2 separate regions of the Homo sapiens genome follow, and region 1 is linked to region 2. Evidence: chromatin loops called from intact Hi-C (ENCODE). Cell type or tissue: CD4-positive, alpha-beta T cell. All regions are shown on one strand. Each heading gives the region's core, and the rest is flanking DNA. Links, peaks and the distances in the headings are about the cores only. Region 1 holds the start of AADACL2-AS1 (AADACL2 antisense RNA 1). Region 2 overlaps MED12L (mediator complex subunit 12L).

Evidence for each region. Peaks named below come from ENCODE experiments on the same cell type or tissue, not always from the same donor. Only the 100,000 strongest peaks of a DNase experiment are listed, where the experiment ranks them.
Region 1: a loop joins it to region 2, with 10 times the contacts of the local background. A loop is called at or near these places in 18 of 110 quality-filtered maps.

Annotation. Positions count from the first base shown.
Region 1 is chr3:151,914,487-151,929,487 of GRCh38, forward strand. It overlaps AADACL2-AS1 (AADACL2 antisense RNA 1), which reads right to left and starts at 13,689. Exons shown (of 3, transcript NR_110203.1): 1 at 13,371-13,689. In CD4-positive, alpha-beta T cell, for the core only: a CTCF peak has its summit at 3,935 (motif pointing left); a DNase peak (open chromatin) is centred at 3,975.
Region 2 is chr3:151,161,624-151,177,887 of GRCh38, forward strand. It overlaps MED12L (mediator complex subunit 12L), which reads left to right. Exons shown (of 45, transcript NM_001393769.1): 9 at 2,270-2,419; 10 at 3,797-3,896; 11 at 4,223-4,359. Among named protein-coding and RNA genes, the nearest start is that of GPR171, 33 kb to the right of the region's middle. In CD4-positive, alpha-beta T cell, for the core only: CTCF peaks have their summits at 4,787, 6,828 (motif pointing right) and 7,027; DNase peaks (open chromatin) are centred at 6,858, 7,858, 8,538 and 9,678; H3K27ac peaks cover 1,654 bases.

The sequences.
Region 1 (15,001 bases), core at 1-8,000, 750 kb after region 2:
CGGAGGTTGCAGTGAGCCGAGGTCGCGCCGCTGCACTCCAGCCTGGTCGACAGAGCCAGACTCCGTCATGAAAAAAAAAAAAAAAAAAACGTGAGCAGGATCTAAGAACTGATGGTGGCCACTAGCCACTAGCCAACAAGAAGCCAGGGCCCTCATTTCTACAACCAAAGGAAATGAATTCTGCCAACACTCTGAATGAGTTTGGAAGAGGATTCTGTCCTAATCAAGCCTGAATAAGAGAAAATATCCTGGCTGATATATTGATTGCACTTGTGTGAGATCCTAAGCAGAGGACCCAGGTAAGCTGTTGCCAGACTTCTAGTCCCTTTAAACTGTGAGACTATAAAACTGTTTTGTTTAAAATCACTACATTTAATTTGTTACTACAGCAATAGAAAATCAATACATCATTTATTAGTGTTACTTGTTCTTGAACCTCATATTGAAGGTTCTGTTATATAGTCTTTACTCTTTTGTGCCTAAATGTCATTCACACAACATAATATCTATGATGTTCGTGTCCATGTTGTTACACGTAACAAGTTTGTTCACTTTTGTTGTTATATAGTGATCCATTGTGGTATTGTTTGGCTCTGTGTCCCCACCCAAATCTCATCTCTAATTGTCATCCCCATGTGTCAGGTGGAGGAACCTGGTGTGAGGTAACTGGATCATGAGGGCGGTTTCCCTCATGATGTTCTCATGATAGTGAGTTCTCATGAGATCTGATGGTTTTAAAGTGTGTGGCAGTTCTCCACTTGCTCTCTCACTGTCTTGCTGCCATGGGAAGAAGGTGCTTGCTTCCCCTTTGCCTTCTGTCATGATTGTAAGTTTCCTGAGGCCTCCCAATCATGCTTCCTGTTAAGCCTGTGGAACTGTGAGTCAATCAAACCTCTTCTCTTCATAAATTACCCAGTCTCAGGTAGTTTTTTATAGCAACGTGAGAACGGACTAATACACATTGTATGCTAACAAAACAATGCATTGTTCATGATCTGGTTTATTATCCAATCTAGTTTTTGGTTATTGTGAATAAAGCTTCAGTAAACACTCTGATCTTTTAGCAGATGTGTTCTCATTTCTCCTGAAATAGGATAAGTATATGTTTCTCTTTACTGAAAACTTCCCAAAGTCATCCAAAGTAGTTGCATCATTTACTTTCCCACCAGCAACTCACACAGCATACAGTAAACATTTTCTGAACTTAATTAAATTACTTTTGCACAAACTATATTGCAGTTTTGGACATAAAGTAGTTTCTTTGTTGGATTTTGCTAAAATCGACTTACCTGTCTACATGATGTTCCTGGAAATTTAAGCAATAAGATTTTGCAAAGAGCAGGCTAGTTACCACATCCAACATTGGCTATATTATATAAAACAAATGCTCAATCTTAAAAAGCATACTTCTACTGTTTCATAATTGAATTAAAATGAATTAACATGTACTTATATACAAAAATGATACATTCTAATACTCTATTATTTTTATATTTAATACTCCATCTTCTGCAAGATGGTATTTTGAGATTGTTTTTTCCTAGAATTATTTTTCAGCTCCTTTTTCTTCCTCATTTAATAAGCCAATAATTTCTCTCATTTCTACCACCTACTTATGCTTCTTTTCTTTTTCCCCAAGAGACCCTGATTTAGTTTAGGCCCTCATAATATTACCTGGATTATCGCAATAGCCTTTGAACAAATTACTGCCTCTAGCTTCGAAATTATTCTCCACATTCTGCCCACCATCTTCCTATCTTTTTATAATCCAAATCTAATTTTAGTTCTGGTGAAATGTTCTCTTTTTTCCAGAGTTGTATTTGCTCTCTTTCCTGTGATCTTATTGCATTTGTACACGACTTTATTATTACTCATCTTTAGGAAATTGTCTTTGTGTTTTCAGTTTCTAACTGTGAACTCCTCAAGAATGTGGAGGCTCTCTTGCTAATTTGCATATTAGCTCAACTTATTACTGATTCCTGCACAAAGGAGATGCTCAAAATATTTGTTGAATTGATCCCTTCTACTAATGAAGATATTAATGTATTAAGGGAATTGAGGATATTTAAAATGTTCTTCAAATAAATATTTAAATTTCAAAATATCTAATGCCGAGTAAAAGTTTTCCCTATAAATGATGTCATTGGGCATTATATTGAGACTCTTTCTGTCTCCGTTTCTATAGAGTTTCCTAAAGGCTGAGAACAAAACAAAGAGAGCAAGAACTTGCAACTTCCAAAGTGAGGCTAAACTCCCTGTACAGACCTAAAATAGGAGGGGCCCAAAATTGACGTTTTGACCATTAGCTTCTCACCCACCTTATGGGTACAAAAGAGTTAAGTTTGAAGATGCCAGGGAGTTAGGGAAAGAATTGGTTTTTGACAGTTATCTGGAGGAGGAAGATATGATGCTCCACCTCACTCAAGCCCAGTGAGAGGACTAAACTCCACTTCAAAGACTAAGTGGAGAGCCTACATGGGTCTGGTGTTGCTTAGGAACACAATCAAATTACCTGATTCATGTCTGAGAAGAAAGTGACTGGAGAGAGTTGGCTGAGATGACTTCTGACTCTAGCAGAGAGAGTTTTATAATAGCCATGCTCCCAACAAGTGTTTGCTTTTCTGGAGCAAAAAACCTAAGGACAGACATTGGTGTGTGATCTTTATTCATGGGACCCTGTCCAAGGGGGTTCCTGCTAGGGGCAAAATCTGACCCGAGAGGCAGAGGGAGATTATAAATTATCAGCTGAAAAAGAAGCACTGTCCTGCAGTAAAGCTGCTGTTGAAGGGGCTCAGTCAAAACCAGCTGTATAATTTCTGGGGCCCAGTGAAAAATGAAAATGCAGGGTCTCTTGATCAAAAATTATTTTAAAAATGCAGAGGCAACAACAGAGCATTAAACCAAGCCTGGGACCCCTCTAAGCCTGTGGTCCTGAGATTCTACATAGGGCTCACACCCATGAAGTTGGCCCTGACCTGGTTGTGCAGTCACACAGCTCACAAAAGCCCTCAAAAATGACCACAAGAGAAATGGGCAGATTTGAACTACTGCCGCAGTGCCCCCCAACCCACCAAATGAATGTCAGATTGCAGAGGTATTGGTGAAAGAAAACACCTTCTGCTCTTTACCTCTTTCCTCTTCTTCTCTTGAACCCTCAAGTCAGAGGCAGCCTTGTGGGAAGAAGAGTAGAAACTTGGTAGGGACATGGACCAGAATGTGTGTGACCACCTCACCACTTCTCCCCACTGCAGACTTCTGGTGGGAAGCAGACAAAATAAAGGGAAGAAGTTTAACTTTAGGTGAAGTTAGCAATTTTAAGTATTACACAGAGATAGGTGATTTAATTACTGAAATGAAACAATTTAGGGGGGAAAGGTAACTAGGAAACCTTTCTTCTTTTAATTTCTGAGAATTTATGGGACTTGCCCAAGATTTTTTTCAAGGTGGTGATGAAGAAGATGCCAAGACAGTGGATTTGCAGGGCTGTGATGGGAAAGAGTAAAGTACCTTTATAAATGTGCCCAAAAGAGTTCTTCTTATTCACTATAATGATAACGACTATTTTTATTTATATACTCAAATCTCTCCGGGTAAACACACACATATCCACACACAAACATTCATGCTCACATATATGAATTGATGTTGAAATATACATACATTTGAGGTAAAGAAGTTGAACTTGTGACTTAATTGAGCCATGTCTCTGAAATACATCAATTATAAGCCACAGCAAAAATATTGCTTATGAAAGAAACCAAAAACAGAATGTGTGCTTTAAATTTTTGTTCTTGTTCTACTTAAATTTGAGAAACTAGGAATATAAACCTGGCAGATGGGGGTGGGGGCATAACTCTAGACAAAGTTAGAAATGCAGATAAGGTATTCTGGCCAAGTCTTTAATTTTGGAGGTTATGGTTAAATCATCTGCAATGTACAGTTAAGAAATGTGCTTTTACTGCCCTCAAGTGGTTTTAAAATTGTCACTGCAACATTTCTGACGACTTCAAAGTGAATGTTTCAAAACCCTAAGCAGTCTTCACATTTTCCAGGCTATCTGACAAGGGAATCTGAAATAATAATCTTTTATTCTGAAATAGTTTCTAAATAAGCAAATAATGAAATGGATCAGGTAGATTTATGTTGTTGTGTTGAAATATATGCACTAATACAGATTTGTAAAATTGTTTCTCTTCTTTTTTTAAAAATGTAACTGTAGCTTATACATGGACTCTCAGCTGGTCAGGGTTTGCGTAGGAAGATAGTATGACAGTTACTTCTTCTTCTAAATTAAGCAGCTGAAAATTATATAAATATTCAGAGAATGTAAGCTTCAACATCTTTGTAAGTGCTGTTTCTCTGCTTCCCTTTCTACCTCACAGGAGAACACCTGAGTAGAGCAGAAAGCTTGCTGGGCCAGCCCTGCCTGCTGGCTCTTTGCTAGACTGGGTGGGTGGCCCACCGTGTTGCTGCCTTGGCCCCTCCTTGTCGCTTTCGGATGCTGCCAACCCCTTGTGATATGGTTTGGCTGTGTCTCCACCCAAATCTCACCTTGACTTGTAATAAACTCCACGTGTCAAAGGTGGGGCCAGATGGAGATAATTGAATCATGAGGGCAGTTTCACCCATACTGTTCTTGTGGTAATGAATAAGTCTCACGAAATCTGATGGTTTTATAAATGGGAGATCCCCTGCATAAGCTCTTTTACCTGCCACTATGTAAGGCATGCCTTTGCTTCTCCTTTGCCTTCCACCATGATTGTGAGGCTCCCCAGCTATGCTGAACTGTCAGTCCATTGAAGCTCTTTCCTTTATAAATTACCCAGTCTAAGGTATGTCTTTATTAGCAGTGTGAGAACAAACTAATACACCTTGAGTCTCAGTCATGCTCTCCTCCACCAGCCCATAGTTTAAGAGATTACTTGCAGTTTCTGCTCTTGGCACATTTACTCCTCACCATTGTGGGCCATTCCAGGCCTGCTGGTTCTTGGCTCTCATCAGCCTTCTTCAGCACCCCCAGGGAAGCACAAAAACATGTCTATATATGTTCACACCAAAAGACAGCCCATGTTGGTGCAAGGTTTCTATCCTGAGCTTTCCTTTTGCTGAAACCTCCTACTGTTCACATGTTCGCTGATCAGAGTCCCCTGGAAGTCTTGTCAACACACGTTTCTGGGCCTATACCCAGAGTTTCTGATTCAGTAGCTCTGGGTGAGTTCCAATGACTTGATGTTCTAGCAGGTTCCCAGATGACGATGCTACTGGTTCTGGGACCACTTTTTAAGAACCACTGGCCTAAACCAGTACTTCCTCCAATTGTTCACATAGAGTTACATGTAAAATATAATAAAATAGCTCATATTTTTGGACCACAGTTGACCATGAGTAACTGAAACAACAAAAAGTGAAACAAGGAATAAGTGGGGACTACTGTAGATGGTTCAAATTTTTCTAATGTGTAGAAAAAAACATAGAGTAACGAGTTTCTCTTTCATAGACAACTATGGGCACATTTTTGAGCGCACATAAGTTTGTTCAAACAAGTTGGGTAAATACCTAGGAATGTGATTGCTGATTGTAGAGTAAGAAAATATATATGTGTTTTGTATATACATATAACACATCTTTCTCCATGTTTTTGTCTTCTTTATTTTATTTGTTGATATTTTGTCATTTCCTACACACATTTTCTATACATATTATATTAGATTTATATCTGTGTAGTTGAGCTACTGTAAATGGTATGGACTCTTTTTCTAATTTTAATGTTTAGTTGTTTATTGCTGGTATATAAGAAATCAATTGACTTTCAACCTTCTATCCTGTGACCCTTTTATATACACTTATCAATTACAGGAATTTATTGTCATTTCATTGGTATTTTAAAATAGAAAATTATATCATTTGTGAATATAGACAGTTTTATCTCTTTCCTTCTGATTGGTGTCCTTATAAGAAGAGGAAATTCAAACACACAGAGATACTAAGGATGCACACAGACAGAGGAAAAAATCACGTGAGGACACAGCAAGAAGGTGGCCATCTGCGAGTCATGGCGACAAGCCTAAGAAGAAGAAAAACCTGAAGGCACCTTGAGCCTGGACTTCTAACCTCCAGAGCGAAATAAAATTCCCTTGTTTAAACTACCCAGCCTATGGTACTATGTTATGGCAGCCCTAGCTAACAAATATAGAACCCTTAACATATTTATCATAGGTATTTTAAATTTTCTGTCTGAAATTCGAACATCTGTGTTACATTTGAGTCTGGGTCTTATGATTGCTTTGTCTCTTCAGACTGTGTATGTGTGAGTGTGTATATGTGCGCACATGCGTACACGCATGTTTTGCCTTTTTGTACATCTTGTAGTTTTTGCTGAAAGCCAAACATGTTGCATTGGGTAATTATTTTGCTGAAAGCCAAACATGTTGCATTGGGTAATTATAACTGAGATAAACTGTCCTTTACTGTCAGGATTTACATTAATCTGGCTGGAATCTAGGCTGTGTTTAATCTCAGCTGTAGCTGTGGGTGCCAGAGGCTTCATGTTCTTCTAGTCTCCTTGCTTTTGTCTTCTTTCTTGACTTTAGGATTCCCTAAGTACTCCTCCTCACAGAGAGTCTGCATCTTGCAGCTCTTTCCGATGTAATCCAGTGTTACTATATTGCAGTCCTGCTGGTGTGGTGGTAAAGTGTCAGTGAGGGGATGCCTTCTATATACTTAGGATGAAAACGCACACTTTTAGTCAGCCTGTGTCTGTGGGCTGTGACTTTCATAAGCATTTCTCCGGTTGTATAGTTTTTGTACCCTCTTAGTTGGGGCAGAAACACTAGAGGGAACTAAAGTGGGAGGAATGCTTTTTTCCAGCTTGGATAAGGCTCAGGTAAAGTCCTTTTATCTGCAGCGTAGTCCATTATGGAGGAGGCTGTGGGTATATTTTACATTGACTAGTTTTTCTTTCCCCTGCTAGTGCCACAAGGGAAACTTTCATGAATATTTACCATGAGAACCTGGAGGGGTTCCCAGAGGTAAAAACCCATAAAATTGTTGAAGCCTCTCTAAGATTGGGACCTCTAGGAGTTTTTTGCTCTCAAATAATCCATACTCAACCTCTAGGAATTTGTTAAAATTAATATTTTAGTTTTTCTGCCAGCTTATGGTGCTAATGGCTTCTGCTCCAGATAAGTTGCTCCACTGTGACTGTCTGGATTCACGTATGTATTCTTTTTCTACTGACCACTATAGCAAATTACTACAAACTTGGTGTCTTAAAACAACACAAATATATTATCTTAAAATTCTAGAAGTCAGAAGTCTGAAATCGTTTACATCAAGCTAAAATCAATTAGTCAGCAGGGCTATGTTCCTTCTGGATGCTCTAAGGGAGAATTCATTTTCTTGCGTTTTCCATGCATTAATATAAGGCCAAGCACTTTTCAAACTGGTATCACAATAGTTCTCTTCTGCTACCCCTTCCAAATTTGAAGACCATTATAATTATATTGGGTCCAACTAATATTGCAGGATAATCTCCCTGTTTAAATATCAGTTGATTAGCAACCATAATTCCATCTACTACTTTAATTCCTCTTTTCTTTGTCATATAGCATATTCATAGAATCCAAGGATTACGACTTGGATTTCTCTTCAGCCATTATTTTGCCTATCACTGCCTGTCCAGATTTCAGTGGCAGGTTGCTCTGAAACCTTAGTTCTTTGATAGATCTAAGAACAGTTGTTGATTCTTAGTTTCTTCAGCTTTTTGTTATTTAAGGATAGGAGTGATGACTTCTAAGCTTTTTTTTGAGACGGAGTCTCGCTCTGTCACCCAGGCTGGAGGACAGTGGCATGATCTCGGCTCACTGCAACCGCCACCTCTCAGGTTCAAGCAATTCTCCTGCCTCAGCCTCCTGATAGCTGGGACTACAGGTGTGTGCCACCACACCTGACTAATTTTTGTATTTTTATTAGAGATGGGGTTTCACCATGTTGGCCAGGCTGGTCTTGAACTCCTGACCTCAGGGGATCTGCCCACCTTGGCCTCCCGAAGTGCTAGGATTACAGGCATGAGCCACCACGTCCGGTCGACTTCTAAGTTTTTTAGATGGTGGGGCTAACACTAGAAGTAGTAAGCACTTTTTCATACTAAATCCAGAGTTCTTAAATAGCAGTAACTGAATCTCTCACCTTTTTGTCTCTGGCATTTATTAGATGGACAAGTTTTGAGTGAGAGGATGTGGAAGGAAGGTAATCTCTCCATTAAAAACACTTTGCTTTAGATTTGAATAACTTAGAGCAAAAGATGGAATATAATAGATTGACATTTCACAGAGGTGTCTAAGTAGTCCTTTGAAAATAAATGAGGACAATTACAGTAGATACAAAGAAGACTGTCACTGGATTATGATTTGAAAGCTGTGCCCTGTATCCGGTGAAGTTTCTCTTTAAAGAACATTTTGTGCTTCATCAAAACCAAACCAAATCTAGTCAATCCTATTTCAATTAATTTGGTTAGCCATGAATTTTTTTTTTAAATAACACCTAGAACACATTATTCCAGGGCTACTAAAATATACATGTACATCACTTAAACTACTTTCTTTCCATCATCAAAGAGTATGCTTAAATACAACTCCAAAGCCAAGGGTTTAATCCTAATCTTTTAGAAATTTTTTTTTAAGTTTTGAAAATTACCTACATATTATGATTTCCTAGATATTGTTGATGAAATGTAAATGATGGGGAGGACAACTGCAAAATGACATACAGGTGTCCTGGAGGACTCCACGTGACTTTATCCCAATATATGTATGCATTATTAATCACCAGGATCCACAATTTTGTGATCATAATGTTAAGACTTTTTTGAATCTTTTGGGCGAATGTTGATATGCATTTTTTATTTCCCTCTAACAAAAAGTCTTAAAGTCTCCTCTCTCTTGTCTTTTTACAGTATAACCAGAGTAGAATGTGGATTTAGGAAATATGATAAGTTGTATACCATCTGGTTCTTTACCATAGACTATTTCCCATGCTATTATATCAGAGGGCAGAAACTGGCAGCCTCAAATAAAGTTTGTTCTGTAGATACATTTTTTGGGAGGTCAGATATTTTATTAGAAAAAATTAAATCAGTTTTTAACATTTAAAAATCAGAAGATTTTCAATTTTAAAAATCTACATTTTTGGCTTTTTTAACTGGGAACTTATTTCCACCCATCAAGAGAAGACTGATCTTAAGAGAAATGTCTGTCTTGGGGAGGAGTGCAGGATGGCAGACCTCTTTATTTTGGCAAAATTCCTACCACACTCTATTGTATTACACCCAGTATATGCATGAATTTTCTCGATAGACATTTGAGTTTGCACTCCCTGACACTTTCCTCTGCTACTTCAGTTACTGGCTCTTATCACTGACATTTAAGAATCTCTTTATAATGGCCTAGAGAATAAAGTTGCATAGGATGCCTATCCATGGAAATTCCAATGTTCATACAGAGCTAAATCTGTTCATCAGTGTTTGCAATAATTGCTATGCTTTAAAATTTGTAAACGATAGTTGAAAGGAAGTCTTGCAGCCAGATGATATCTGACTCATTTTTGTAGTATGATTAATTGTGCTATAAAAAGTATTTTTTAATCTAGTCAGGATTCTTTAGGCTCAAGAGACAAAGAATACTCAAGCCCAGATGAATTTAAAACTAAAAGTTGAGTGTTATGGTTGGAATCTAGGAGACCTTTAAGAAACTGGTAGTGAGACTAGCAGAATTAAAAGATAGGCAGGGGCTGGCTGGGTACTCTGGGCTCTCTTACTAAGTGTCTCTGTTTCTTAGTGATTTTTTTTTTTTTTACAATGTCTCTTCTTTTTTACTCACTCTTCTTTTAAATACTTTTTTGCCTCCCAATTTTAACCTTCACAATGCCACACAATGTCCATCCCAGCCTATGACTTTTTTGGCCACAGTTGGTTGGTTTTTTGAGAGGACTCTGGCCTAGCTCATCTTTTGCAACCAGCCAGAGGAACTGTAAGACAACATGCAGCTTCTGGATTGGTAGCCTTTGGATAAAAGCGTTACTTGTCCAATCAGTCACAGCCAATGATGTGTTAATACCATCATAATCACCATCATGTCATCTCTTATCATTACTGTCAATATTATTGCTAACACGTCTTAGATGCTTACTATGTACCAGACAATCTCCTAAACACTCTAGACCTGATTCATTTAATCCCAATTACAATGTGTGAGGCAGACACTCTTTTGACCATATTTTACGGATGAGGATATTGAGCATGGTTGTGGTGCTCAGCAGGGACTTGAAGGCAAGGGCAGCATCCCTTATTGCTAGCTGAGGGACAAGCATAATAGATGTGTCTAGAAAAAACTGTTTTCCCTTTGGGCTTGCAAAATAGGAGGTTCACAGAGAATTACAGGGTAATCCCTTTATTGAGAAATTACTAAAACTGGTTTGCAATTTGCTTTGTTTGCACAGTTGTGCATCTCTCTAAATGTATTACAGGCTGGTACAGTCAGCACTCGCAACGGGACAACTTCAGGGTCAGACTTTAAAGTATATAGAGCTTTTTCACTCCCATTCCCTTTTCTGTGTTCCCAGATTCCATGAATCCTTTCTTTCCACTCTCTTCCCCTTCAGTCAGTCTCTGCTGTTGCTAGCTCCTCGTGAATTCTTTAGTTCTTTCCTCTGAAGACTCAATCTCACCCACAGGTTTCGACAACATTGTGAACACGGGACTCGGCAAGGTCAAGCAGTGACCAGACTCGGGGAATACTTGAGAATAAATGTTTGCTGCCCAACCTGAAACACCTAGGTAGTCACAGATTTTGTGCAGAGTTGGTGCTTAAAGGCCAGTTGCAGGCCCTGTGGTAAATTTCAGGAATAAAGGTAGGACCTCAGTTGAGAACCAGCAGCCAAATACAAGTCAAAGTGCAGCATAATGAGAGATGCACAAATATCAAAGCAATCCAAGAAGGAGAAATTAAGTAGTGGCAGGTAAATTAAAAGTCAGAGAGAGCTTTGGAGAGAGTGAGCATGTTGGGATAAACTTTGTCAACCTAGAGGATGTGGCTTCGGTGATCTCATAACCATGCGCCGTTGGGGTGTTATGAATCTGTACACACCACAGGTGGAGGCTTAAAGACAGCTATGTGCTCATTGAACTACTGAAAGCCACACAACCCAGATTTTCTTCCTCCAGGGGGTCTCAATGGAACACCGTTCCTTCTCTGTTCCCTCCTTCCCTCTCTCCCTCCCTTCCTATAATTGCCCTTTTCAGTCCTTTTCAGGCACCAGGTACTTTTCAGGTGCTAGGGATCTAGTAGTGAATAACACCCTACCCTCGAGGAATTCACATACTAGAAGTAAAGAGAGACCATAAACAAAAGTCCTACTGGAATTTCTATTTGCCAAGATTTCCCCGATGTATTTTTTGGACGTCAACCTAAGCCTGACCAAGAAACCCTCATTAAAACAAAAGTTACAGCTCCAGCCTCTGTGTGGCTAGTGGATAAGCCTCAAGGCAGCTCACAGCTCCCTCCTGAAAGACTTGTTTGCCTCATGGTTTTTTATGGATGAATCATGCTTCCTACTAGACTCCTGAGATTTTTTTTTAAAACTCTTGTCTTAATGTTCTTTTCTTTTACCTCTTTTCTTTTTATCCTAACCCACCTTCAGAAAATAATAAGATACAAGTCATGTATAACTTAAATGTATGTAAAACTTTAGTTTAAATAAATGTACCATCTTTCAGGGACACAGCCATCTTACTTCTTAGTTTGAAAAGTTGAATGAAAGTATTTTTTCCCTATTAGAAACATTTTAAAAGTAAGGATCTAAATGAAGTGACTACTAAGAATAAAGCCTGTCCAAATATACACCTTTTTTTATTATGTGGAAGGCAGGAATTTATTCAATGTTTCCTTCGGTTTTAACCAGAAACAAAAAGTACCTCATGCCTTCCAAAAATGCTCAAAGATAACGAGGAATTACACTGCCTCATCCTAATTCTCTCAAGCTTAAATTTCTTAATTACAGTTGTTTGCCAGCAGTTCTTTATTAGTATAGAGTCAGCTTCCAACAAAGGAGGAATCATTAGTGCAGCAAGATAGCTGGCCTCTTCGGGAGGAAACAGACAGCTGGAAGTCCACGACCAATTCTCAGTAAAGGGACACTGCATGGGTAGGAAAATGGTTGAAAGTAAACTTAGGTAGCTGAAAAGAGCCATGTCTGCCATGGCCTCGTGTTGAAGTTAGAGCAGAGCACACCTATTTATTCTGACAATTTAAGACCTCATTAACTAGACACTGCTTAGGGCAAATTAATTGTGTTGAAAGAGAAACACCCATCAATACATTTATTAAGTGTACCCCTATTATTAGAATCTTTATATTTTATATTCTGGGTAGGGTGGAGACAGCGAACTTGCTCTATAAATGATTAGTAAAGTGTTTTTTGTATATTTGAGTCAGACTAAAAAGTGTCCAAATATGTGCTAATGGTAACCCAGTCTCTAAAAATAAACTATGTGCCTGTTGCTTACAATGCTGGCTTCTTTGAGATCTATTTTACATGGTTTTTCCATGCCCAGAAAAAAAGAGGTGCGGCTCTTACTGCAAACACATTTGAAAATCTATCTGATGATTTTGTAGGGCCCAGAAAGCACCTAAACATGACTCACATATTACCAGCTTCAGAGCAACTGAAGCGATCGTAGCGATTGTTTTTTAACTCCCCACAGATGTTGGAAAATTACAAGGCTTGTGCTTCATAAAAATATCACTCTACCTACGCCTGGCTTCTGCCTTTATTTTAATGAATGAGAATGTGTAAAAATTTGGAATTGTGCATGTTTGAATTCCATAGGCAGTGATTAAGATTAACTAATTGATTGTGCAAAGCTTCAGAAAATTGAAACCAACTTGCTATATTTCATGGGCTTCTATCAAAACAAAATAAAGATTTGTTTGGCCTTTTTTTTTTTTTTTCATTTTCTGCTTTTATTGCCTCTTCTTTCTCCTTACATTTTATCAGAAGACAAATATTTTGGGGGCTTGAGGAGAACAGAAAAGGGCAAATTTCTCCATGTTATAACATTTTCTTATAGAATCTGACTCTGCAAAGCAGAGAAGTGATTCAGCTAACCTCCCTCAGGTTTTCTTTCCTAAATTTTATGCATGAGAAACTGATGCTCAGAAAGATGTTCACTGGTTATTCCCAGACCCAGAAAGCAAAGTCTATTTTCTTTATTCGAGCCATGTAACTACTACCAAAATTTTTCACTGAGTATAACCAAAACTAACTTCAGATGAGTTAAATCCAAAAGGAATTGTCAAAGTTTGTTGTATACTCACAGAATTTCCGGAAAAGCTGGAATGTTAGACTCTGAAAATGAGCAGGAACCACGAAAAGCTGAGTAGCAGGAACACGACCAAAATTATTCCTCAGGAAACGTTGGGATGGGCGTTATTGAGAGGTGACAGCGTGCTGGCAGTCCTCACAGCCCGCGCTCGCTCTCGGCGACTCCTCTGCCTGGGCTCCCACTTTGGCGGCACTTGAGGAGCCCTTCAGCCCACGGCTGCACTGTGGGAGCCCCTTTCTGGGCTGGCCAAGGCCAGAGTCCACTCCCTCAGCTTGCAGGGAGGTGTGGAGGGAGAGGCGCGAGCGGGAACCGGCGCTGCGCGCGGCGCTTGCGGGCCATCTGGAGTTCCGGGTGGGCGTGGGCTTGGCGGGCCCCGCCCCCGGAGCAGCGGGCGGGCCCCGCCGACCCCGGGCAATGAGGGGCTTAGCACCCGGGCCAGCGGCTGCGGAGGGTGTACTGGGTTCCCCGGCAGTGCCAGCCCACCGGCGCTGCGCTCGATTTCTCACCGGGCCTTACCTGCCTTCCCGCAGGGCAGGGCTCGGGACCGGCAGCCCGCCATGCCTGAGCCTCCCACCCCCTCCATGGGCTCCTGTGCGGCCCCGAGCCTCCCAGACAAGTGCCACCCCCTGCTCCACGGCGCCCAGTCCCATCGACCACCCAAGGGCTGAGGAGTGCGAGCGCACGGCGCGGGACTGGCAGGCAGCTCCACCTGCAGCTCCGGTGCGGGATCCACTGGGTGAAGCCAGCTGGGCTCCTGAGTCTGGTGGGGACGTGGAGAACCTTTATGTCTAGCTCCGGGATTGTAAATACACCAATCAGCACTCTGTATCTAGCTCAAGGTTTGTAAACACACCAATCAGCACCCTGTGTCTAGCTCAGGGTTTGTGAATGCACCAATCAACACTCTGTGTCTAGCTACTCTGGTGGGGCCTTGGAGAACCTTTGTGTCTAGCTCAGGGATTGTAAATACACCAATCTGCACTCTGTGTCTAGCTCAGAGTTTGTAAACACACCAATCAGCACCCTGTGTCTAGCTCAGGGTTTGTGAATGCACCAATCGACACTCTGCATCTAGCTACTCTGGTGGGGCCTTGGAGAACCTTTGCGTGGACACTCTGTATCTAGCTAATCTGGTGGGGACGTGTAGAACCTTTGTGTCTAGCTCAGGGATTGTAAACGCACCAAATCAGCGCCCTGTCAAAACAGACCACTGGGCTCTACCAATCAGCAGGATGTGGGTGGGGCCAGATAAGAGAATAAAAGCAGGTTGCCCCATCCAGCAGTGGCAACCCGCTCGGGTCCCCTTCCACACTGTGGAAGCTTTGTTCTTTCACTCTTTGCAATAAATCTTGCTGCTGCTCAGTCTTTGGGGCCGCACTGCCTTTATGAGCTGTGACACTCACCGCGAAGGTCTGCAGCTTCACTCCTGAGCCAGCGAGACCACAGAACCCACCAGAAGGAAGAAACTCCGAACACATCCGAACATCAGAAGGAACAAACTCCAGACGCAGATGCGCCACCTGAAGAGCTGTAACACTCACCGCGAGGGTCCGCGGCTTTATTCTCGAAGTCAGTGAGACCAAGAACCCACCAATTCCGGAAACATTATGGCCGCACTGCAGA
Region 2 (16,264 bases), core at 2,798-10,797:
TTCTAAGTTGCAACGTATGTTATTAAGTCATTTAGTTCTTGGAACTAGCCTTTGAGATGGGAACCATTATTATTCTTATAACATCAATAATGCATAGATTACAGAGCAAGAAAGTGGCAAAGCTGGAATCCAAACCAAAGCAATCAGGATCCAGAGTCCACACTCAACCACTATGCTAAACTGGGGTCTGCAGAAAGTTTCAAAAAGGAATTAGTAGTGGGCAATGTGTAGAGTATTGGAGACATCTGGCAAGAAGATGGCTGAAGTAGTCTTTAACAATATAGTGTTCATTGGTGATCTTTTAAAGAGCTATTTAATTGAATGGTGGATAAGGAGCCAAATTAAGGAATGTCGAGGAGTGATGGAGAATAAGGAGAAATAGCACTAATTGTTGTTTTGAGAAACGTGTTTATGAAGAGAAGAGAAGAGAATGGATAATGGATAAAGATGGCAGCTGAGTGGAGAGTTAAAAATATATATATATTTTGATGGGCAGATTTGAATGTATTTTTGGGCTAAGAGCAAATAGGAGAAGGAGCAGTGTTTGATAGATCAGTGCCCTGGGTATTAGAGGGCTTTGGAATCAAGGACACAAGGAAGGGCTCTGTCAGGAGGAGTTGAGAACTCCACATTGTTACAGTCATGAGGAAGGCAGTAGGGATGTAGCCCAGTGGAAAGAGATGGATTGGTAGGTTTCAGGGACTTGACATTCTTTGTATCTGCTATCTGGTTTCCACAAAGATGTCTCCTAGACCTCAGAGTTTATTTTTTTTATTTTTATTTTTTTTAAATTGATTGATGAATTGATTGAGACAGGGTTTTGCTCTGTTGCCCATGCTGGAGGGCAGTGTGGCCTAATCTTCAGTCACTGCGGCCTGGAGCTCCTGGGCTCAAGTGATCCTCCTGCCTCAAGTAAGTGATCCTCCCCCCTCAGCCTCCTTAGTAGCTAGGACTACAGATGTGCATCACCACACCCAGCTAATTTTTAAATTTTTCTTAGAGATGGGGTTTCACTGTGTTGCCTAGGCTGGTTTCAAGCTCCTGGGCTCAAGTGATCCTTCTGCCTTGGCTTCCCAGAGCGCTGGGATTATATGTGCAAGCCACTGTGCCTGGCCAGCTTTTTGTACTTAATTTCATATTTTTGAAAAAAAATTTGCTGTTGAATGGCACAAGAGCATAATGGCTTAGATATACACTTTAAAGCTGTTACAGACCTGATTTTAAACCTCACTCTGCCACTTAGTAACGGTGACCTTGAGCCTCTGTTTCCCCGTGTCTGGTTGGGGAGTAATGATAGTTCTTACTTCATTGCCTCATAGGGTTAAGGTTATGATGACGGAAAGCTTCCAAGATAGTGTTCAGCGTAGACTAAGTGTAATTAGCTTAATTAAATGTGAGCTATAATGTTTAATCTATGTTTAGGAGGCAGGATAACATAGTGGTTCTGAGCATGTGTGCTATTAATAAAATCAAACTTGGGTTGGTTACTAATCTACGCGGCTCATAGTCCTCTTTGGTAAAGGTGGGGGATAACACTACCTAGATCATGGGGTTATTGTGACACATAAGCAAGATGGTCATATAAAGTACTTCTGGTTGAGTGAAGAGTGTCTGCAAGTGTCTAGGGCGAGGGAGATCTACAGGCTGTGGATCAAATTCGGCCCACAAGGTAAAAATAGGTTTTATGTTTTTAATGCATTATTAAAACAAAAATGAAGAATGTGTGACAAAAACTGTAGGTAGCCTGCAAAGCTTAAAACATTTACTATCAGGCTTCTTATAGAAAAAGTTTGACAACCCCTTGTCCAGGGTTACTGCCTGCCCACCATTTATGAAGCTACTATTACATGATTATTTGATTTTGTTTTTGTTTTTAAATACTTCTTTTTTTTTAGCTTTTACAGCCTTAGAAATTACATATTATAAGTTCATCTCATGTTTTTAATTGCATGAAAAATTGGTTTAAGTGACGATTTTTAAGTGATGATTACTGCATTTTTATTAAGTTCCTTCAGGTTCCTGTTGGAGTATTAGCTTATGAATTATTCCTTAATTTCTCAACAGCTGTACTTCCTCCCTTTCAACTTAATAATTTTTAGTTTTGTCTTCTCAATTGCGAAGTTGAGAATGGGGTAAGACACTCTCGTATTTTAAACTTACTAGTAGGAGACAATAATACAGTGATGACAGGGTGTCGTTTTTACTGTTTAGCTATTGTTATGCTTTTCTCCTTCCTCTGAACATCCAACTTTATCTGTTTCATTTCCAGACTGTCACTCTCTGTTGCCCAAGTGCCTTGGTGTGGAATTATTCCACAAATGAAAATAAGAGCGCAAACCCAGGCTCACCCCTGGATCTGCTGCAGGTGGCCCCGTCCAGCCTCCCCATGCCGGGTGGGAACACGGCTTTCAATCAGCAGGTAGACTTTATGTTTCAGTGATTTGATGGCTGTTTTCATTCTTGACAGGCATCAGGGCACAGTGGGTCAAGCACAGGTTTTAGTATCTAGATGCTTGGGTGCTATCCCAGTTTTGCCTGCTAACACTCTGGGTGACCTTAGAGAATTGTTTAGCCTCTTCAGAACCACTGAAATTCTCGAAGTTGCTCCCTTTCTTTTCACTGTCTTGCTGAACAGTTCTTGCTGAGAGTTCTGCCACCCAGACTGTAATTATGGTGGTGGTTCTAATACATGACCATGACTCCTGTAGTAGTTTTGATATTTGGTAATTATTATATGTTCTTATTGGTACTGGGTTATTTGTTTCAAAGCCTTATGTGACTTGAACCATAGGATTGTGATTAATATTTAGAATAAGATCCCTGTCTTGGGATCTAGAACTAGAAATACCATTTGACCCAGCCATCCCATTACTGGGTATATACCCAAAGGATTATAAATCATGCTTCTATAAAGACACATGCACACGTATGTTTATTGCAGCACTATTCGCAATAGCAAAGACTTGGAACCAACCCAAATGTCCAACAATGATTGACTGGATTAAGAAAATGTGGCACATATACACCATGGAATACTGTGCAACCATAAAAAATGATGAGTTCATGTCCTTTGTAGGGACATGGATGAAGCTGGAAACCATCATTCTCAGCAAACTATTGCAAGGACAAAAAAAAACCAAACACCGCATGTTCTCACTCATAGGTGGGAATGGAACAGTGAGAACACATGGACACAGGAAGGGGAACATCACACACCGGGGCCTGTTGTGGGGTGGGGGTAGGGGGTAGGGATGGCATTAGGAGATATACCTAATGTTAAACGATGAGTTAATGGGTGCAGCACACCAACATGGCGCATGTATACATATGTAACAAACCTGCACATTGTGCACATGTACCCTAAAACTTAAAGTATAATAAAAATAAAATAAAATCATATTCATCCATTAAAAAAAAAGAATAAGATCCCTGTCTTTTCCCAAGCAGTTTTCTTAATAGAACGTTGCAAATTGCTTTCACACATGGAAGAATGGCTCAAAGAGATTATTTTAGAACATTCACCTTTCCACGTGGTGTCCTAAAAAAGAAATTTCACTCGTAAAACAAATTTTGCAAGCATTTATTTTTGTGAACATTTATTATTGAAAACTGACATTGAATTGCCCTTTGTAAATTTTAAAAATTCACTTATTGGGCCACAGGCTGCATTTCTTACAATGCAGTCAAGATTGTAGTTCACTATAGGATACTTTACTCACGTGGAAAAACCTGACATGATTTAGACATGCGCTGTGGCATTCCAAGCACAAGTTAATTAGAAGCGATTATCTTTCAGGTTCGGGCAAGGATTTATGAAGTAGAACAACAGATAAAACAAAGAGGCCGTGCAGTGGAAGTTCGGTGGTCATTTGACAAGTGCCAAGAATCCACAGCAGGTACAGAATGCCACAGAGGAACGAGTGCTTTTGAATGTTGGACTTTATGCTGTGTTTTTGCTTCTTATAAACCATTCCACATGAATAAGGCAGCTTTTTGACAGAGCCACTTGGTGAATTTTGAGGACAATCTTCAGTTTATGCCTTTTAGATCCTGGCTGTCTAGAATGTCAAGTTTGGTTTTGTTGATGATTGTTTGATAACATATGCCAAGAATGATAATTAAAAAAAAATTCTTTTGCCTCACATAGAATGGTGATTTTGTACTGTGTTATAACTGTGTTATTTTTGGCCTCATTAACCACTTGTTTAATTTCTGCCTATAGGGGTGACTATTAGTCGGGTTTTGCACACGTTGGAAGTTTTGGATCGTCACTGTTTTGACCGAACTGATTCCAGCAATTCCATGGAGACACTTTATCATAAGATTTTCTGGGCAAACCAAAACAAAGATAACCAAGAGGTAGTTAATTTTTTTTTAATTCTTTTCACCTTTTATTTTCATAGTGTTTTTTTCTTCTTTCTCATTCAGGAAACTCTGGCGAAACCTTTTCTATGAAGTGTAGTATCTTATGAAGACATACACACTTGAAATCATTCTATTGTTGGACTAAGATTACCTACCATTATTAAAATGAAATGTCAGTGGGGCTTATCTACCTAGGAATATTGATATATTGACGGGCAAGATTTTTCTTGGCCCTTTTACCATCACTTTCCAATTTTAGTTTTAGAAGAATATCCTTCATTTAGTGATTGGACTTAATATGGTGGGTTGGCTTTAACTTGGGGGAATGTATGTTAACATTTAGCACAGCAGAGGGCAGTGCATGAATACCCGTGGTCATGATCTTTCAAAAATCCTTAGACAATGTGTTAGGGTTCTACAGAGAAATAGAACCAATAGAAAAAAAGTGTGTGTTAAGTGTATGTATATATATGTGTATGCGTACATATATGTTTATATCTACCTAGAGAGAGAAAGGGGGGGAGAAAAGAGAGGGGTATTTATTTTAAGGAATTGGCTCACATGATTATGGGGCTGGCAAATTTGAGATATTCAGGGCAGGCTGGAGACTCAAGGAAGAACTGATGTGGCGGTCTTGAGTCCATAGGCAGTCTGGAGGCAGAATTCTTTCTTCCTCTGGGGACCTCAGTCTTTTTTTTTTTTTTAAAGACAGAGTCTCACACTGTCACCTGGGCTGGAGTGCAGTGGTGCAATCTCGGCTCACTGCAACCTCTGCCTCCTGGGTTCAAGTGATTTTCCTGCCTCAGCCTCCCGAGTAGCTGGGATTACAGGCACCCACCACTATGCTCAGCTAATTTTTTGTATTTTTAGTAGAGATGGGGTTTCACCATGTTGGCCATGCTGATCTTGAATCCTGATCTCCTGATTCGCCTGCCTCAGCCTCCCAAAGTGCTGGGATTACAGGCCTGAGCCACCGCACCCGGCCGGGACCTTAGTCTTTTAAGACTTTCTATGGGCTAGATTAGGCTCACACACATTATAGAACATAATCTGCTTTACTCAAAGTCTGTTGATTTAAATCTTAATCACATCTTAAAAAAATCTTTTTAGCAACAACTAGACTGGTGTTTGACCAAACAACTGGATACAATAGCTTAGCCAAGTTAATATCTAAAATTGATAATCACAGATAATTTTTATCTCACACATATCTAGCAATAGATTGTTTCATGAATGAATTGCCCCAAAACTAGGATATTCAGTTGTTTTTTTCCTCAGCCTTATTTGGGGAGAAATAAAAAGTTTGTCTTCTTTTCACAATGAAAACTGCCGATGATAATATCCAGCCTGTGCTAGGCACTAGGACTGCAGAGTTAAGTTTTAAGACACCTTCAATACCTTAGTTAGCTGATGGCAAGCATCTTTGATATTTCAACTGGCTTTTGGGAATGCATATGTGGAAAGAAAAGATGAAACAGCAACAACAACCACCATCAAAAACCTTTCCTTCTCTTACCTTTATGTGAGCCTGATACATATTCCAGATTATTATTCTTTTTGGAATAATTTTTGATTGATCACCCTGCTTCTCAAAGATATGGTTCAAGACTAATGGTGCCAGCTAGGATCATTCAGAACGTTGAGAGCAAGGGACTGATTGAGTGTGCTTTTTAAATTCATCGCGAGTTCAGTAGCAATGCCTCCCTACTTCAGTGGAGCATGCTGATATAATCCTCTGCTTACTGAGGCAAGTTAGAGTGCTACGTGCTCTTTTTGGGTGGAAACCTTAAAGTGTGTTTTTAGTAAAGACTTTCTTAGATAAAAGACTTCATGAATACTAAGATTTTTAATACATATAGGTGAGTTATCTGGAAGGAAAGTAGGGATACCCAAAATTCAGGGGGATCTTGGATTGTTTAGCTTCTTGCACTAAGTATTGAGTAAAAGCTACATTGTTTCCTGGTGAGGGTTTTACCAAGATTATCATAACCACCTTAGTTTTGTGGTTAGCCTGACTATATACCTTCAGAGTGTATGCACTGGCTAACTTCAGGATTATTGCCCCATTCACCTGCAGACACTTAAGTTACAGCACTCTCAAGAAAAAAATAGGGGTGTTTTTTCAAAAAAATTCAAGGGCAGAAATTATGTTGCAATCTTTCTGAATGAAATCACACTGTGAGGTTCTTTGTAAATCACAGATATCTCCGGAGTGGGTGCTTGCAATGAGCCATTAGGGTGCAAGAAGGTTATTAGAACTTCTGTTCAGATTATAATTTTCAAAAGCTTCTTTTGTCTCTGGAAATGAATGTAATTATTATGATCGTATAGGTATAGAAGTTATAAATAAGTGTGTGTTGAAAGTTTTTACTAAAAAAACTCTTTGAGCTGAGAGGGTGTGTGGGAAATGTTTGGAAATCACTGCCGGAAGCTTCCCCTACCTGAGTGACTTCTCCAGGATTCAGAGAGGTGCGTGCCACCAGAGGGCGACATGTGCTCAGGACTGAGAGTCCTGGAGGCTCTAGGCACGCACATTTCTGGAAGGGCCATCAGTGTTGCCCCATTTAGCAGTAATTATTTTGAATGTTGACTCAACTTCAGAAAGACTTGATGAAAACTACGTTTTCAACCCATAATTCAGATTGGTCACCTTTTCTTAATAGTCTGGCAAAAAGGATAACAAAATAGATGGATCCTTCTGTAATACTTAACATTAAATTATTATTAGTATTTTTCCAAGACAGTCTCAGTCTGTTGCCCAGGCTAGAGTGCAGTGGTACTGTCTTGGCTCCCTGCAACCTCTGCCTCTCAGGTTCAAACAATTTTCATGCCTCAGCCTCCCCAGTAGCTGGGATTATAGGTACATACTACTGTGTCCAGCTAATTTTTCTATTTGTAGTCAGGCTGGTCTCAAACTCCTTGCCTCAAGTGATCCATCTGCCTTGGACTCTCAAAGTGCTGGGAGGTGTGAGCCAGTGTGCCTGGACTAAATTAATTTTTAAAATATGTCGTTGGTATCTGTATGTATGGTATATGCATCAAGGTATATATGTATATGTAATCAAGTTTTATCTCTCTATTTACTCCTTAACAGGGGTTACTGTTTTCTTTTTCTTTGTTTTTTTTTTTTTTTGTTTTTTTTTTTTTGAGACGGAGTCTCTGTCTGTCTCCCAGGCTGGAGTGCAGTGGCGTGATCTTGGCTCACTGCAACCTCCACTTCCTGGGTTCAAGCAATTCTCCTGCCTCAGCCTTCCAAGTAGCTGGAATTACAGGTGCCCTGCCGTCACGCCCGGTTAATATTTTTATATTTTTAGTATAGATTGGGTTTCACCATGTTGGCCAGGCTGGTCTCTAATTCTTGGCCTCAAGTGATCCACCCGCCTTGGCCTCCTAAAGTGCTGGGATTACAGGCATGAGCCACCGTGCCCAGCCCTGTTTTCTTGACTGCAGAGTCACTTTGCGTATTTCTGGAATTCATGCATGTGCTGCAGCATCATGTTAACTGATCAGCTGGTGATCTTGAGTAAGTTACTCAAGGCTTTGTGCAATAGTGCCCTTCCTGGTTAAGTAGGCATAGAGTACTTGCCCTTTTTTTCTCTAAGGAAACATGAACACTTTGAGAATTATAAGGCACTATACAAATATGTTTTAAAAATTGTTAACAATAATAATATAGCAATTATTAGTATTATACTGGAAGAACTAATGTGATGATGCTGTTCTCTGATAAGGAGTTACGTGTGGTTAGGATTCAGAAATTGGTCTCACTTCTTTAAAATATACTTCCCCTTTTTTGTTTTCATAATTCATTCAGGATTTAGATAGCACGATAGATAAAACATGATCAACTTCTGTAGTTGCAATAGGTTGGAGGTTTGCTGTTACTAGAAGTCGTGTCTAGGTAGGCCTAGGCCCCAGGTTGCATAGCCTGCTTCTTCACATCTGTTGGGAAAACCTGAATTTCACCCTCCTTGATTCCTTAATTCCCTTTTCTCTGGAACTGCGACAGGGAAATGCAGTCCTCTCTACTTCCTTGTAGGGAGGGGAGAACTTCTGTCTAAATGGGAGAAGTTTGTGTGTGTAATCAGTTTCAGTATTGGTGAAAGCCTGTTGAAAACTGCAGTGCATGGGATGAAGGCATCCGAGGCCTGGGCCCTGCCTTGTGGTTGGACTGTGGTCATGAGAGTGGGAGTAGGAGCTGATTCTGTGCCCACATTGGGGTGTGCCAGGCTATGTGGTGTGCCTTCACTGATTCCACATGGAATGCACTATTTCTTTTTTTCTTTTTCTTTTTTTTTTTTTTTTGAGATGGAGTCTTGCTCTGTCACCTAGGCTGGAGTGCAGTGGCGTGATCTTGGCTCACTGTAACCTCTGCCTCCTGAGTTCAAGCCATTCTCTGCCTCAGCCTCCCGAGTAGCTGGGATTAATAGGCGCCTGCCACCATGCCCGGCTAATTTTTCTATTTTTAGTAGAGATGGGGTTTCACCATGTTGGCCAGGCTGTTCTTGAACTCTTGACCTCGTGATCCACCCACCTCAGCCTCCCAAAGTGCTAGAATTACAGGCGTGAGCCACTGCACCTGGCCTGGAATGTGCTAATTCTTTACTCTCCCTCCCTGTTGCCCTTTACCGCCCCATTTCCTTGGCCACTGTTTCTGTGTCTGGGCTTTTGGGTATAATGGCAAGGGAGGTGAAAATAAAAATCTCAAAAACCTGAGTGTTTCCTTATTCTAGATCTGTGCTGCTTAGTTTTCCATTCAGAGTAGTGTGAGATATAAAGATGGTAATACTGAGGTCAGGGCTCATGTCCCACAGTGGCCAGGCAGGTAGTGGGAATGAGTCGGGGGATGCTATGTATAAGGCAGCCTGGAGGTGGTGGGGGTTGAGGTGTCTGGGAAGTGGGCAGACCCTGTCTGAAGAGGGAAGCCTCTCAAATTCTTAGATTCTGCTTGGGATCCACTGTTCCCTGATCATCCAACATTTCAAGAGAAGCTGGATGTCAAGATCTGCATGTAAACTTTCCTGATTTTAAAATACTGTGCAGCCAGGCAGTGTGTCTGCTGGCCATATTCACTCAGATGCTTGTCACTTTTCAATTCCTGGTACATGTCTTCTACAACATGTACTCACTTATTTGCTTGTTTAGTGTTTCAGAGCCATTTCTAGTCTGGGTGATGGAGGTGGCAAATCCTGACATCCACACAAAGGAGTCGTTATGTGGACAGTGGGACCCCTGGTTTCCACATGCTCACTGAGCCTGTCACTTGTGACCTCACCTCTGAGCAGCTGGAGGAGGAGTTGCTCTCTTTGCTTTTCAGAGGCCTCAGACCACTTCCTTCCTCTTGGCATCTCTCTGTTTGGGATGAGTGTGAGCACGGAGGCAGCTGCATCTTTAGGGTGCCTCAAGGACATGGATAGAAGGGACAGGCTAAAGGTGGCAGGAAGAGCTGCCTTTTCACTTCTCTCTTTGGGGGTCCCAGGAAGCCAGCTTTATCCTGAGTAATGAAAAGATGGAACCGGCTGCACTGGACAGAGTGTTCCTGCAGCAGCATGTGTGTTTCCTCCTTCCCTGCTGCTAAAACCACACACCCCAGACGGGGAAACTTACATATTTATTGTTTGGATTTGTTTTATGCTTAGACTATTCGTGCAGAATTCTTTGAAAGGTTGTGATGAGTTCATAGTGATGTTTTGAATGGCAAAGGCCCTAAGTTTAGAAAATGTGCTTTCCTCACCTGTGGCACAGAGTGTCCCAGGCCCAGCCAGGTTTGTATCAGTGCAGCTGGCGAACTCTGCTTCACCACCACGATCCAGAGGACAAAAGCTCGCTTTCTGTCAGTGCTGGGCTTGTTCCACATTTGTCTTCCTGCAAGCGTTTCCCTGGGGTCTATGTTTCTTCTTCTCCTCACCTTATGCACATTATCAGCCCCAAGTACCATGCATGGGGCCCAGGAGATGCTCAGTCGCATTTATTGAATTCATTTTTTAGACCTCATTAAAAAGCTACTCGGGCAGTGAACTGGAAGGGGAAGCACCCCTATAAGATTTGGCTTGGAAAGGTAGAGATGAATACAGTCATGGAATCTGTATATATCAGTCTTAGACGAATGCTTAGATTCAGATGTGGGAGAGAGTACGTGCAGGTAGAGGTAGGGGTGTGGCTGACAGGGGAGCTCTCTGCTGTGAAATCAGCAGTTTAGTGTATTTCTTTAGGGACATTGGACAATTCACGTATTTTTGATGAGTCTCAGTTTCCTCATTTTGTAAAATGGGCATGCTATTTCCTGACGATGTGAAAATGACATGAAATATTTGATTGATAAACCATTCAAATATTTATAGTTCCCAGCATGTAAATGGGTACTTAATAAACACTAGCTGCTATTATTACTGACTGATGTATATAGAGTTAGTTAAAAACTGCAGAATTGGAAGGAATATGATCAGAGACTCATAGTGGGCCCCTTGGGGCTACTGTGGGCACACACAGATACCCATCACGCAGTCTACTAATCATAAGGCACAGCCAGGATCTTTTGGGCTTTTTACATTTGCTGGTTTTCATGAAGTCTTTACTCTCTGTAGGGAGGCAGTTGGATGGCATTGATCCACTCAGGATGGGGTAGCTGCAGGACCATGTTGTAAAGGAAATCATGTTCATTTAAATGCTTAGGTTTTGTTGTTGTTTAAGGAAAAAAGTCAGTTTCTAAAACCAAGACTGCAGAAAGTCAAATAAGGCAAAAGTCAAGCAAGCAAGGAAAATGTGCATGGATGGCTTTCTGTTGAGATCCAGGTGTGCTGAATTTATGTTGTTGATGCTGATCACAGCCCAGCCAGAAGTGTATTGTGCTTCAGAAGCTAACACATTTCCTACTGGACACCCAAAGGAAGCGTTGCTAGTCTTTTACAACTAGTATTTTCTTATTTTTTGAAATAATGTGTTAGTAAAAGTTTGGTTTCTAGTAACATAGTTGGGAAAACAAAATTGTGTGTCCAGTTATTTAGACTTGCTGTCACTGAGAAGGGCCTGTCACACATTGTTTAGATTGGAGTGGGCCTCTTGATTTGTTTTTGAGTATTATGCGACTTTTTTTTTTTTTTAACTTTTTTGTGTGTGTTCTTTTTAGACAACGAGCCCTGTTTTAGTGTTATGTCATCTTATTTAGTTTTTCCCTGGCCTGTGAGATGCACGTTATTCTTTTTCTTACTTTCTCTTTTTAAAAAATCTTTTACTTTTTTGACAAGGCAACCAATGCTAGAGAGGATGAGAAATTGTTGAGGCTGATACCCAACTCATTGGTGGAAGAAAGGAATTGGAATCCTAAGTAGTTCCAATTAACAGTACAATCCAAATGGTACTCTTAACTAGTACGTTCTATTTCTTCTACTGTTTATTTAAAAAATGATTTTATTTCAGTGAACAATATAGCTGAAGTAACAAGTTTCAGATGTAATTTTGGAAAAAAGAGGAAGACACCTTTGTAATTGCCATGAACAATTTTCACCAACAATTTCCAAATATGAATATTGGTACATTTATGTGATGGAATAATCTATTAATTTTTAAAAGCTTGCTTGACAATTTTAACATAGTAAACAATATTTTAATTAGAAAATTCAAATCCTCAAGTTGAGCACGCTGGCCTTGGTAGGATACCATAGACTTTAGGCCAGTTCAGACCTGATTTTCAGTCTTCATTTTGCTCCCAAGTATTTGAGTGGCTTCAGATCTCCCTTAGTGTCAGTCTGTTTGTCTGTACAATGGCCTTACTAATAGAATCCACTTCGTGTAGTAGTACATGATAAGCACTTAGTAAATGCCAGTTGTTATGTTCTTGACTGGACAGCTTTTGGTTGTCAAGTGAGTAGAACAAAGCACCATCTTCTAGAAATTTGTAATTCCTTCTTATCTGTATGTTACTTTGATCTTCATAAAAGGCAAGCAGTAAAGTTTTTTGTACAGTGATGAATTTTGGAAATTACGCATAATATTTTAATTATAGCTTGAATATCCCTTACGTGAAATATTTGAGAGTAGAAGTGTTTAGGAGTTTAGACTTTTTTCAGATTTTGGAATATTTGCATTATATACTTACCAGTTGAGCACCCCAGTTTGAAAATCTGAAGTGTGAAATACTCCAGTGAGCATTTCCTTTGCGCATCAGGTTGGTCTTCAGAACATTTTGGATTTTGGAGCATTTCAGATTTTGGATTTTCAGATAGGGATGCTCAGTCTGTATTTTAAATATGAGAGACATGTACTTGTTAAGGACTTTTGGAGAGATTTTACTTTGAAATTATGGATCAGCCCCTGTATGACTTTCTGTTATGCAATTATGTATTTCTCACAACTCCTCTATTTTTTTCATTTGTATTACTTAAACGTTGACTGAAGATTAGAAGAATCATTTTTTGTTAAAGTGCAAATAAATGACAAACCTAAGTAAAAAATTAGTTGATTTAAATACTCAGAGAGGATTGTCTTATCTGTCTTGTTTCCTCGCAGAATTAGATCTCTTCTGTTTTTAACTACTGCTTTACAAAAAGGAAGTTGCTTTTGCTTCCATGGTATATGTTTGGTTTATCTGATGTCACAAGACCTAAAGACTATCAACATTGATTTTAAGGATGTGAAGTTAGGAAAACTTGTCCCTTTCTCAGTCAGAAATCAGCCACCTCAAATATCTTTTGGAAATGTATATATGCAAAATATTTTTTTAATTTTTTTTATTTTAATTTTTCTTGTAAGAGACAGGGTCTTGCTCTGTTGCCCAGGCTGGAGTGCGGTGGTGCGATCACAGCTGATTGCAGCCTTGAACTCCTGGGCTCATGTGATCCCCAGCCGAGTAGCTGGGACTGCAGGCACACGCCACACACCCGGCTAATTAAAGATAAGGTCTCACTATATTCCTCAGGCTGGTGGTCTTGAACTCCTGGGCTCAAGTGATCCTCCTGAGTTGCTGGGATTACAGGTGACCATGTCTGGGCCACCATGCCAGGCTTGGAAATGTTTATATGTATAAAGATTATAAAAAATGAATACCATTTATGCTTATGTAATAGATCTTGTGAATTTATGGTTAACAGTGTTAGGCCTATTATCTTATATTGGTGACTGTGACCAGGTACAGCAAGGTTATGTTCTATTAGCAGTTAAGACTAACTTTTTTACTTCTGTGACTTGCAGTTCATCCAGCTCCTCACAGTATGCCTCAGCTTGCAACCTATATGACTTGCTAATATAACTACACTACATATTATTCCATATTATTTATTGGTGCTGTAATATGAATAATATCTTCTCCAAATTTGACCATTTTGTTTGACCTTGACTAAGTGATTGATTTCATTTATAAACATGTCCTTTTAGTCTAAGATTAAAGAGCTGTTAAGAGCTTTATTCAGTATCTTACGTCCTTTTATTTTTAATTTTAAAAAACGTTTCAACTCTTTTTAGTTAGCTGTTGCTGATAGTAATAAGTCATTGATTTTTTTCCCCCACTCCTTTTTATGGTGTTATATAACCTAGGTAATATATTAACAAATTTCTTATTTGAAACTGGCAAAAGATCTCACCATGTACCTCCTAATTTCTAAAGGAAGCCTGCCTCTCAGATGTAGTTGTCAGTTATTTTACCTTCTTTATTTGTTGAGGGATAGAAGACCTGTGGTTAGCTTCTACAACTATTAGGTTATTGAATTGCTGAATACATTGAATTACTGAATTACGGAATTAGGCCTAATCTTTCAGATTTGTGCCTGCTCTTCCCTGAGAAAGAAGAATGTGGCAAATCCCCCGATGTTGAAAACCTTTCTTCACATTTGAGATACCTTTATTATAGATGAAGATAACATCATTAATTATGATTATTTGCTACATAATTAATTCTTTTACTATTTTGCCACTGTAGATATGCCCCAAGTTCATGAGACCAGATAAACAATGCTGTTATTTGAAGGACCTTATTGATTTTTGAATTTTGTGTCCATTCATTTTCTCTTGTTTGCTGTCATTGTAGAAGTTTCTTCTTGTGATTGTTATATATATAATACAGGAGTACATTCTTGATATTAAGTTTCGTTCAGCCCACAGTGTGGACCCCTGTCCCACTCCCCTGCCCAGACAGGAGGTATTGGCGTAAGAGCCCTCTCTGTGGAGGCTGATAGCTTGAGTTGGACTCAGATTTGACCTAGTAGCTTTGAGACATTTGACAGTTATTTAACCTTTAGACTTTAGTTTGCTCAACTGTAAAATGATAGGATTGTCATTAAAACATGAGAACAGGGCATACTGTATAACAAACATATATACCAGCAGTAATCACTGTTAATTTTGGTCCATATTTGGTTCACTTTCAAGAGTTATGTTGTGGCAAGAGGTCCATTACTTGCCTAGGGAAAAAATACGTTTCAAATATCTTTTGGAAATATAAGTATGGAAACTTTCATAAACATATATGAACACTTAACTATAAAGGTTGGAGGACATAAATGAAATTGCTCTATGCATAATATTCTACAGGATTTTTTTTCTTTTACTGCTTAATATTGTTCATCATTTTTTTCTTGTTTATTTTTTTCTGGTCATGGTGCTCCACTCTTTTATTACTTCTAATAAAGTTTTCCAGTTAATTATCTGGGTGGGTGGGGGTGGGGCATAATCCTTTTATGCAAACTGTAGTGACACATTGCCATATCCTTTCAGATATTTATTCCTGTCTCTTCTCATTGGTTAACACTTTCAAAATGATGCTAAGTGATAGTGTTGAGGCCAGCAGCCTGAACTTATTAAATGAGGAATGGGAATGCTTCTAGTGTGTCACACTTGGTCAACTGCGGAATTAAGTCAGTTACTTATATTAATTAAGTGCATCTGTAAACTTTCTCCCCATCTACCTTGTTTATTCCTTTGGTTTAATGTAACACAGTGTATTACTTTTACTCTTTGATTTAAAAACAGTCGAACCTACTCTACACCAGGCACCGTGGAAGGTGCTGAAAATAAAACCGTGAAAATGACAGTAAGTCTAGCATGTGTTAGAGGCAGAATAAAGGGGATTGTGCTCTAGGTGATATCATATGAGCATCTGGAAACAGAATAAAGTCTTTGGTAATTCACTCCTGTGGTTTTATTTTCTGTGTATCAATTAGATTAGAAGTCCAGCTTGTCCCTAGAGAGGCAGAAGTCAGGGCTGGAACAGAGGGTGGCAATGGCTGGCCGGAGTGGTGCTGGGCAGCAGGGATCCTGGGCCTTGTGAGCCACTCAGGAGACTTACATGTAACGGTGATCCTCCTTTTATAAGTAATCTTGATTTACCCGTGATGTGAGCAGCAGCATGGTATAGCAGAATGTATGGGGGCTTTGGAATTAGGACAGCCTAGTGCTGTTTTCTAGTTCTGTGCCCATGACCATCTTAACTTCTTTGAACCTCAGTTTTCTTATCTTTGAAATGGGAATAGCAATACCTGCTTTCAAGTTTATTAAGATTAGAGATGATGTGTGTAAAATTTCCAGTACTTGCTCAATAATTTTTGTTTTTGAGACAGGGTCTCACTGTCGCCTACAATCATATCTCACTGTAGACTTGAACTTCTAGGCTCAAGCTCTCTTCCCATCTCAGCCTCCTGAGTAGCTGGGACTACAGATGTACACTACCATGCCTGGCTTTTTTTTTTTTATTATTTATTTTAAATGGGGTGTCACTACATTGCCCAGGCTGATCTTGAACTCCTGGCCTCAAGCCATTGTTCCTGCTCGGCTTCCCAAAGTGTTGGGATTACAGGCATAAGCCACTGCACCTGGCCAATAAATATTTTTTAATTACTGCTAACTACCTGTAGTTGGAAATTTAAAACTGTTAATACTATTATTGCCATGATTATGTGTTTTAATTTATGCC